4 separate regions of the Homo sapiens genome follow, and regions 1, 2 and 4 are each linked to region 3. The links are chromatin loops, found by intact Hi-C in ENCODE. Cell type or tissue: gastrocnemius medialis. All regions are shown on one strand.

What was found. A loop is a pair of places that touch in the nucleus more often than their neighbours do. Peaks named below come from ENCODE experiments on the same cell type or tissue, not always from the same donor. Only the 100,000 strongest peaks of a DNase experiment are listed, where the experiment ranks them.
Region 1: a loop joins it to region 3, with 4 times the contacts of the local background. A loop is called at or near these places in 4 of 110 quality-filtered maps.
Region 2: a loop joins it to region 3, with 6 times the contacts of the local background. A loop is called at or near these places in 2 of 110 quality-filtered maps.
Region 4: a loop joins it to region 3, with 2.2 times the contacts of the local background. A loop is called at or near these places in 4 of 110 quality-filtered maps.

What each region holds. Positions count from the first base shown.
Region 1 is chr12:101,567,086-101,569,585 of GRCh38, reverse strand. No RefSeq gene overlaps it. Among named protein-coding and RNA genes, the nearest start is that of MYBPC1, 27 kb to the left of the region's middle. In gastrocnemius medialis, no CTCF peak of the experiment used is centred here; a DNase peak (open chromatin) is centred at 1,455; H3K4me3 peaks cover 1,225 bases; H3K27ac peaks cover 2,500 bases.
Region 2 is chr12:101,617,873-101,620,372 of GRCh38, reverse strand. The region is part of intron 3 of MYBPC1 (myosin binding protein C1); the gene reads right to left. Among named protein-coding and RNA genes, the nearest start is that of MYBPC1, 24 kb to the right of the region's middle. In gastrocnemius medialis, no CTCF peak of the experiment used is centred here; no DNase peak of the experiment used is centred here; H3K27ac peaks cover 2,500 bases.
Region 3 is chr12:101,489,200-101,491,699 of GRCh38, reverse strand. No RefSeq gene overlaps it. Among named protein-coding and RNA genes, the nearest start is that of SPIC, 15 kb to the right of the region's middle. In gastrocnemius medialis, a CTCF peak has its summit at 1,224; DNase peaks (open chromatin) are centred at 149 and 1,219; H3K27ac peaks cover 1,508 bases.
Region 4 is chr12:101,413,154-101,415,653 of GRCh38, reverse strand. No RefSeq gene overlaps it. Among named protein-coding and RNA genes, the nearest start is that of ARL1, 6.6 kb to the right of the region's middle. In gastrocnemius medialis, a CTCF peak has its summit at 944 (motif pointing left); no DNase peak of the experiment used is centred here.

The DNA of each region.
Region 1 (2,500 bases), 78 kb before region 3:
GAGCTGCAATAGCACCACTGCACTCCAGCCTGGGCAACAAAGTGAGCCCCTTTCTCAAAATAAATAAATAAATAAATAAATAAATAAAATAAAAAATTAAATTAAATTAAAAAAAAGAAAAAAAACTTCCCTCTCCCAAACAAAGGAGCATATAACCATCAAAATGATAAGAATTATACATATTGACATGGAGTAATGTGTTTGAGATACATTGAGGGAAACAAGCAAATTGCAAAACAGCATTATAATAACATCCTGTAATATAACAGTATTATGATAGAGTCCAGGATTATAATAGAACCCATAAAGTTATTACTATAGTTAATAATAATATGGAGGATTACTTATTAACTTGGTAACAGTTTTTATTTTTTATACCGTGTACCACTTGTAACCAGGATAAAAAAGAAACTGACAAAAGTAATTTTAAAAAGAAAATGAAAAGTTTTAGAAGTTTTATCTATATAACATTTTATTATTTAAATTTGCTGTATTTCTAAAGTAAAAATGGCCTATACTCTTCTAAAAACTTTAGTTTGTACAAACACTTCCTCTTCTAGGAATTTATTCTACAAAAAGCACTTGCAAAAGATGGCAAAGATTATGTAAAATCACGTAGATGTAGACAAGATATAGAAAAGCTATAGAAATTTTAAAATCCCATGCAATATAGAAAAGAAAAAATAAATCATCTGAAATTCCATTACCCATGCATTCAATGTCATTGGTGTATTTCCTTCCTTTCTGTCAATCTCACACCGTTCTATACACATGTATTTCATGTGCTGTTTTCTGTGTTGTTTTAACTCTAGAGACTGACCCGTTTTATAATGTCCTCTCTTTCATCTCCTCTATTGCATCTTGATGTCACTTGAAACAAAACATTTGCAGTTTTACCTTCCTATCTCAACACTTTCTCTTTGTTAGCCTTGTTTAAATATTGTTTACATGTCGCCAAGGATAAATCTCCAGCATCTTCCAAAATAGAGACCAAGGAAACGATCAGATTTCTTTAATGCTCAACTCAGTGCAATAACTTGGCTAATGGAATAAATACACGCTGAACAGTGGCACACTTGCCTTATGAAGAAAGGGCTGGCTGAGAATATCACAATTCTTGCAAAGTCCGACAAATTACAAAAATAAGATCCTTTGGTGAAAGGAAAGCCGCTGATCGGGTTCAAATCCAAGTGAAGAACAGCGTAAGCCACAAGGAAAGCTTATTTGGAAGAGAAGCACCTGATATGTCCGCCTTCTATATATTTCCCTATAACTGGCAGAGAAACTCCTACTGGATTTGGAAAAGTAAAAATAAGGAGTTTATGCAACTTTGAGTGTTGACAGAAAAATTTATCCAAGTGCTTTGCTTGCCTAAGAGGGGAGGAGAGAACAATTGGGTTGACAATGATGACAGGTCCGAGACTTGTGGGTTTAGTTACGTGAGGCCCTACTGTATTACACTTCAGGGTTATTTTGAGATGGTCACGAGAGAGCACTTGAACCCTGAACAAAGAACCTCTCTTGCCTTATCCTATTACAGATGACAGTGAAGTGTTTTAAGTGCCCGGAGTCTGATGCAACTGCAAAACCCCAACCAAAAGGCAAGTGAATGGGGGGTCTTCCATTCTCTTGCTTTGCTTTCCTCTTTAAAAGCCTCTTTGTTCCAAAACTCATGTTTCGCCCTGTTTTTCTGCGGCATTTATAATGGTCTGCCTAAGGAGACATTAGACAGGACTGGTGACATGTTCAGAGTGGGCGTCTGAATTAGCTGGTGACAGGTACAGTAAGAAAATCTTAATAACTCCAGTTACACTTGGTTTTAGCCAACTTTGTCCTCAGAGCAAAAGGAAAACTAGCATTACCAAGAACACATGCCCAAAGCCAGCTTTCCTTGCAGATAAGCAATTCAGGAATATTCAAGCCTTCAAGCCTTTCCTATGACAGAGACAGTAGAATAAATTTAAAATACTAATAAAGAGAAAGCCACTCCTTAAAAAATAATAAACAAGCCACACTATACTTTGTTGGACAATATTTACATCCCTCCAAGTTCAACATTACTTGGTAGCCACTCTGGAAAATATCTCTGTGGCAAGTTAAGACATCGATCCCAAGTCCTGTCTTAGATTAGCACCAGTTAACTGGAGTCTTCCTCCCTTTCCTTCCATTTACATGAACTTGACTAAGATCCCAAATGAATAAGGATCTTTCATCTCAGCACCAGACTTCCAGAGCAGTTATAAATATAGGCTCAAACTGCCTCACTCATGGGGTTAGGTTTTAACTTCTGACATACGAAGTGCTAATGGTTTCAGTGAATACCTGGCCAAAAATCTGCAGTGCTGTCTTTGCTCGTCATATATTATGATTCTATTATCCCAGCTAGTAACAGCTCAGTCAAATGAAAATTTCTCCCAGCCCCTTTGTTGTTGTTTTTTTTCTCACTCCCTTTAGATTTAGTTACAATGCTCAAGCTCTATATCATCAGAAGGTTTAATAG
Region 2 (2,500 bases), 130 kb before region 3:
ATAAAAGGCGAATCTTTGGCCCCACTGAGCATACAGAAAAGAATCTATATTTAGTGTTCCATCAATTTGCTACCTATAATTATTATGAAAGAATTCTAAGCCAGGACAGCGTTATTTGTATAAAGGCATTGCCTCCTGGTATGATTCCTCTAAAGGAGATTTGCACATCTAATTTCTGCTATTGCTGTTGGGCTAAACACATTTCTTTATTGTCATCTCTCTTGTTTCAATTCCAGAAGACTTTGCCCAGGTCCCAGGACAAAGTGGTCAGTATTAAGGAACAGGATAGCTGGATGGATAGCCAGATGCAAGCAAGCAAGCAAGCAAACAATCATAAAACCCCGTGCTGGGAAATTGGCTGCTTTCCAGACAGAGACTTTTAGCAAATATGAAAAAGTTGGCAAATCTAATCACAAATACTACTTCTAAGATTAAATCTTCTAGAATCTACTCTCTGTGGCTTCAAAAAGCATTTTCAGAACATTTCTGAGCTGTTGCAGAATGATTCAATCAATCTGGGAATGATGTTAAGGCTGGATTGCGATGAATAATATTCTTAATAGTGACAGATTTGGAGCAATTAATTGAATATATGTCAACCAATTAAATAGAAGACCAGTTAAAGTGCTGAAAATGTACCAAAATCCAGGCAAGACCATTTTCAGTAGCTTTAGGCAAGTTGGTCTTACAGTGGAAATCATCCTTCTGTTCTGCAGCAGTGTCTCATTCTAACCCTCAGTGACTAAGAACATACATAGGATGTTCATCCTCCTACCCAGCACACATGTTGAATGGAAATAAAAATCTATCCAGATTACCATTGAATGGTCAGCAGCTAAGCCAGCATGGAAATTCAACTGCTCATTCATTTTGCAAGTATTCATTAGATGATTGCTATGTGCAGCTCTCTGCCAGATGCTGGAGGGAATAAGATGAGGGGGCCAATGTCAAAAAGCTTACAACCTGTTAGGAAAAGGAGTCAACCATTAATGTGCGATTATGTGGAGACAAGAGTGATTGAATGATGGAGGCAACAGGTCCAAGAGAAATCAGGAGAAAGAAGGGGAGATAAAAGTAAGCCAGGATGGTCAGGAGAAAGCTGTTCAAAGAAGTGAAACCTGAGTTGGATGGTTAAAAAAAAAAAATAGACTGACAGTTGGAGGAGGGAGGGAGAGCAGGAGAGTTCTAGCTCATGCTGGAGAAAAGGTAGGTTGCACCCATCAATCCTGTTTATGCTCGTGCAGGGCTCCTTTCTCAACTGGGGATATCCAAGTAGCAGTAATTATTGTGTCTACTTTTTGCATAGGTATTTTCTCTGTCCTTGATGAAGAGGACTGTATATTTATTATAAACTTCCATTCACTTACCTTCTTTATTTAGGGATGTCACTTTCTATCCCAAATTGATTTGCTTCCTAGGTATGTAAGGCAAATACATATATATATACATGTATTTGCCATTATATAATATATATACAGACACACACACACACACACACACACACACACACACACACACGGCAGTTTTTGTACCTGGGCATGCAACTGCATGTGGTCATGGTTTTGCTTATCTTCTGCAAACGTCAGAAAAATGCTACTAATTTCAAAATGCCCTAGTCATCTAGCCTTGCTCTTTCATCACGCTGTGTTCTCCATAAATAAAAGAGTTTTTGTTGGTTGGTTGACTTTAAGGAAAGACATTTTCTCATTTAAGCATACAAGTATAATATGGTGACTTTTCAAATTAAGGGTCAGGCACAGGCTTTGTTTAAACTTTGACAGCTTGCCCTCTGGGATTACATCATCTGCTCTGTTGGTTGAGCCTTGCAGCCTGGCCCAAACACCTTTCCAAATTTGGAAACAGAGGTGTATGCCCATTGGCCTTGTAGAGAATAATATTACAATAATTTCAGCCAGGATGCCCAAACCTCCTTGAAACCATCCCATGGAAGGAGTTCTAGGAGTTTGCACTGTCTGCATTCCATAAGCAAATAACCTTCAAACTGCGCCCACGTGGCCAGGATTAGTATTCATGTTACTCTCCATGGGAGCCACTGAAGGTCAAGGACAAAGTGAGTATACTAACGTTATGCGTTCATTATGAGAGCATAAGTTCAAGTTAGCTGAAGGAAAGTAATCCAATCTACTGAAAGAAAGAAAAAAGTATTTTACTAATGTATAGGACACAAGAATATCATAGAAATTAGATAATGAAATATGACACATCAAGAACAAAGAGATACTTAACATGGTTTTGAGCAGTGTCCAGGAAAAAGAGAAACTTCTTGTTGCAGTCAGGAAATAGTTATTCCAAAATTTAAACTTTTTTATTCATTATGCAAATAAAAGGTTCACTTTTAAAATGACAATACAAACATATACAGCAAAGCTGTCTAATCCACCTTCATGAAACTTCCCTCTATGAAAGACTAATGCTCCTTAGCTTAAGACAGATGGTCAGTAATGATAATCATTTCTTCCATGGTGAGACAAAGGAATTA
Region 3 (2,500 bases):
TTCCTTCCTTGTCCTTAGCAGGTGGGTGCACATGCCATGGCAGGGAAGAATGACCCTGTTTGTAATAGGACATCATTTTTCATAATAGAGGAAGAGGGTTTTAATCTCTGAGCACTGGTATGAGCATGTCTTTATAAGGAGGAACCTGCTTACAGAAATGGGCTTTGGTCAGCGCTTTTTGCACTGAAGGCAGAGCCCAGGCTTCTGCCTGAGAGAAAGCAACTCTGTATAATCTAGGGAAGAGAGTTAGAACTGACTGGGAGCTTTGGGGAAGAATTGTCAAGATGAACCCCTCAAGCTGGCATTGGTTATAGGAGGAACTATGGGGAGAACTAAATGTTGATGGAATTGTATTAAGTTGTTGGCTGAATGATTTGTGTGATACACCCTTTTTACCCTTTCTCCTTTCTTTTTTTTATTATTTTTTTTCAAGTTCCCATTGTCCAGGGGTCATTTCCCCTTTCAATCTTTGGTAAAACTTATGTTTCTTTTTAACTTCACTGTTGTTGCTATTTTAAATAGAGATGGGGTCTCACTATGTTGTCTGGGCTGGTCTCAAACTCTTGGTCTCAAGTGATCCTCCTGCCTTGGCCTCCCAAAGTGCTATGATTATGGGTGTGAGCCATCACACCCAGCCAAAATTTATGTTTCTTACTAATGCTTTATAAGGCATTTTCTTTGTGGGGGCATGGGTGTAAATCTCAGTCCTGCTTTGAGATGAGCATGGATTGAAATAGACTACACTTGGAGACGGCCAATATCAAGTCCACCTTCCCTCAGTCACTCTGGATTGATCATGTCTTTTCCTCAGAGTCCCTGGGGAAGGTAGGGCACACAAGAGAGGGACATGAAGGAAAAGAGGACACTGGACATTCTACAGCTCCCAGAGATCAGGCCCAGGGAGCTCTTGGCCTGGACTGAAGATGGCCCATGTAGTCTGGAAAGTTTTCCTGCCTTGTGGTAATACAAATGACATATGCAGTCACCTGCCAAGCATGAAGAAAGAAAGCATTTATTTCCAGGGTTCTTTGTGAAATGTGGAGAATAAGCCATAGCTTTCAAGCTAGACTGCTTATATCCTGGTCCCTTCCTCAGTTTACTATTTGCTGGTATCTAGCCTTTATAAAGTCTTTTTATTTTCCTTCTCTAACTGTTCTAGCCTGTCTCCACTGGGCTAGTTCAAGGGAAGAGACCATGTGCCAGATAGATACCAGGGCAACAGCACCTCCCTATGGCTTCGTGGCAGGATAGCAAGAAATATTAGCACCTGGATCTACCTAAGAAAAACGTCAACCACGAAGGGGATTTGTAGGAGGTGTAAGCTTTAGATTTTTATTATCATTAAGGAAAGTGGCATTTTCCTTAGGCTGTCATCTGTTGAATGCCACATGGTTACAGATCATGAGTGGAAGTGCAGAGAAAATACAGACTCAAGATACCCACTAAAGTTTTTTTCTTTTTTATTGTAAATTGACTATTTATAATTGTATAGATTTATGGGTTCTGTAAAGAGAGAGTTGTGTGGGGAAAAAATTTATGGGGTACAAAATGATGTTATGATTTGTGAACGCCATATGAAATAATTCAGTCAAGCTAGTTAACATACCCATCACCTCAAATACTTAACTTTCTTTGAGGTAAGAACATTTGAAGTTTACTTAGCAATTTGAAATGTACAGCACTCTACTATTAACTATATTCACCATGCTGTGCAATAGAATGCACAAAAAGAGAAAACATATTCTCCCTGTTTGAAATTGTATACCCTTTGCTCATCACCTCCCCATCTCCCCCTCCTCCAGCTTCTGTCACCACAATTCTACTCTCCACTTCTATAAGTTCATTGTTTTAACTCCACATATAAATGAGAACATGTGGTATTTGTCTTTCTAGCCCTGACTTATTTCACTTAGCATAATGTTCTCCAATTTCATCAATGTTGTCACAAATTTCAGGATTTCCTTCCTTTTTTTTTTTGAGATGGAGTCTCACTCTGTCGCCCAGGCTGGAGTGCAGTAGTGCCATCTCAGCTCACTGAAACCTCTGCCTCCAAGGTTCAAGCCATTCTCCTGCCTCAGCCTCCCAAGTAGCTGAGATTACAGGCATGCATCATCACACCCAGCTAATTGTTGTATTTTTAGTAGAGATGGGGTTTCACCATGTTGGCCAGGCTGGTTTCAAACTCCTGACTTCAAGTGATCTGCCTGCCTTGATCTCCTAAAGTGTTGGAATTACAGGTGTGAGCCATTGCACCTGGCCAGAATGTCCTTCTTTTTAAAGGCTGAATAGTATTCCATCATGTATATGCAATACATTTTTTTAATCCATTCATCTGTTGATAGACAGAGATTGATTCCCTAACTTGGCTATTGTGCGTAGTGTTGCAATGAACATAGGAATGCAGATATCCCTTCCACAAACTGATTTCGAGTCTTTTGCATTAATACACTGAAGTGGGATTTCTAGATCATATAATTCTATTTTTAGTTTTTTTTCGGGG
Region 4 (2,500 bases), 76 kb after region 3:
CCAGAGGCAGGAATTTGGGGCAAGGACTAGAGAATTATTACTTAATGGGTATAGACTTTCTATTCAGGGTGCTGAAAATGTTCTGGTATTAGATAGTGGTGACAGTTGCAAACCTTGTGAATCTACTAAAAACCACTGAATTGTACATTTAAAAATGGTGAGTTATGGTATGCGAATTGTATCTTAATTGAAAAAATAACAACCTTTAGTCTAAAGAGAAATTCTGCTTTGTTGGCAAAATACATGTCATTAAAAGGAAACATGTTTGAAACACACTATACACATCCTAATTTGGGAAACTCAACACACCTACTTATGATCTCAAATTGCTCCTAAATTTAAAATACAATTATAAATATACATAGTTATAAGCCCTTATGAAGCCTATATTATACTTATATATTTATACTTATTATGGGTTTCTTCTTTGTAGAATAAAATCTGAACAACAGAATGTAACTTCCAATAGGCAATGGAACACACATAAATGCTAAGTTCTTTGGAAACTACAGCAAATACTTGAGGCATAGGTATGTATTTGAAAAGAAATTTATGAAATGTATAGATCATGGCTCAGTTACAAAAGACATCATAATTTAGTTATTCCAGGCCAAGTTAAATTATCAAATTTGCTGTCCTGGCTTTGTTGTCTAGTTTGTTTTTACTTCTTTATGTGTAATTGAGGTGGCTGAAATTGAGGATTTTTCTAGCTTTAAAATTCTGAGCTTATTTGATCTTATTGTGACTTATAGTCAAAGGAGTTTTTGAATTATTTTATTTGCTTGAACTGCATTAAAACATTCACATTTTAAAATTTAGTGATTCCTGGACTATAAGATCTGAAAAGGATGAAACTGCCCTCTCAGCTTTTAGTAAACTGACCAATTGACCTGATTCTAGTAGGAATTAGTCTGAAACAACACCACCACCTGGTGGCTTCTCTTCAAATATCACAATTTCCTTGAAGATGACGGTTTGGCTTCTTGTATCAAATTAGGACAAGTGCTTCAGTTACGACTATCTTAGGAAACAAGTTTAATCATATTGCAGAATATATGCTTAAGAACTAAACTAATATTTAGGGCCTTGGCCTCAAAAACTTATTTTGTAATTTAAATATTTGTTTAATGGCCATGTACAGGAACAAAATAGTGAACAAATAGACAAAAATACTTGCATTCATAGATCTTACATTCTAGTGAATGTAAGACAATAAATAATCAGCATAATAAGCAAGTAAATTATAATCTGGTGAGAAGTATTAAAACATCAGGCTAAGGGTAGGTTGCAATTTTTTTTAAAATTATACTTTAAGTTCTAGGGTACATGTGCACAAGGTGCAGGTTTGTTACATATGTATACATGTGCCATGTTGGTGTGCTGCACCCATTAACTCGTCATTTGCATTAGGTATATCTCCTAATGCTATCCCTCCACCCTCCCCTCACCCCACTACAGGTCTCGGCGTGTGATGTTCCCCTTCCTGTGTCCAAGTGTTCTCATTGTTCAATTCCCACCTATGAGTGAGAACATGTGGTGTTTGGTTTATTGTCCTTGTGATAGTTGGCTGAGAATGATGGTTTCCAGCTGCATCCATGTCCCTACAAAGGACATGAACTCATCCTTTTTTATGGTTGCATAGTATTCCATGGTGTGTATGTGCCTCATTTTCTTAATCCAGTCTATCATTGATGGAGATTTGGGTTGGTTCCAAGTCTTTGCTATTGTGAGTAGTGCTGCAATAAACATACGTGTGCATGTGTCTTTATAGCAGCACGATTTATAATCCTTTGGGTATATACCCAGTAATGGGATGGCTGGGTCAAACGGTATTTCTAGTTCTAGATCCTTGAGGAATCACCACACTGTCTTCCACAATGGTTGTACTAGTTTACAGTCCCACCAACAGTGTAAAATTGTTCCTATTTCTCCACATCCTCTCCAGCACCTGTTGTTTCCTGACTTTTTAATGATTGCCATTCTAACTGGTGTGAGATCATTGTGCTTTTGATTTGCATTTCTCTGATGGCCAGTGATGATGAGCATTTTTTCATGTGTCTTTTAGCTGCATAAATATCTTCTTTTGAGAAGTGTCTGTTCATATCCTTTGCCCACTTTTTGATGGGGTTGTTTGTTTTTTTCTTGTAAATTTGTTTGAGTTCTTTGTAGATCCTGGATATTAGCCCTTTGTCAGATGAGTAGATTGCAAAAATTTTCTCCCATTCTGTAGGTTGTCTGTTCACTCTGATGGTAGTTTCTTTTGCTGTGCAGAAGCTCTTTAGTTTAATTAGATCCCATTTGTCAATTTTGGCTTTTGTTGCCATTGCTTTTGGTGTTTTAGACATGAAGTCCTTGCCCATGCCTATGTCCTGAATGGTATTGCCTAGGTTTTTTTCTAGGGCTTTTATGGTTTTAGGTCTAACATTTAAGTCTTTAATCCATTTTGAATTAATTTTTGTATAAGGTGTAAGGAAGGGATCCAGTTTCAGCTTTCTACATA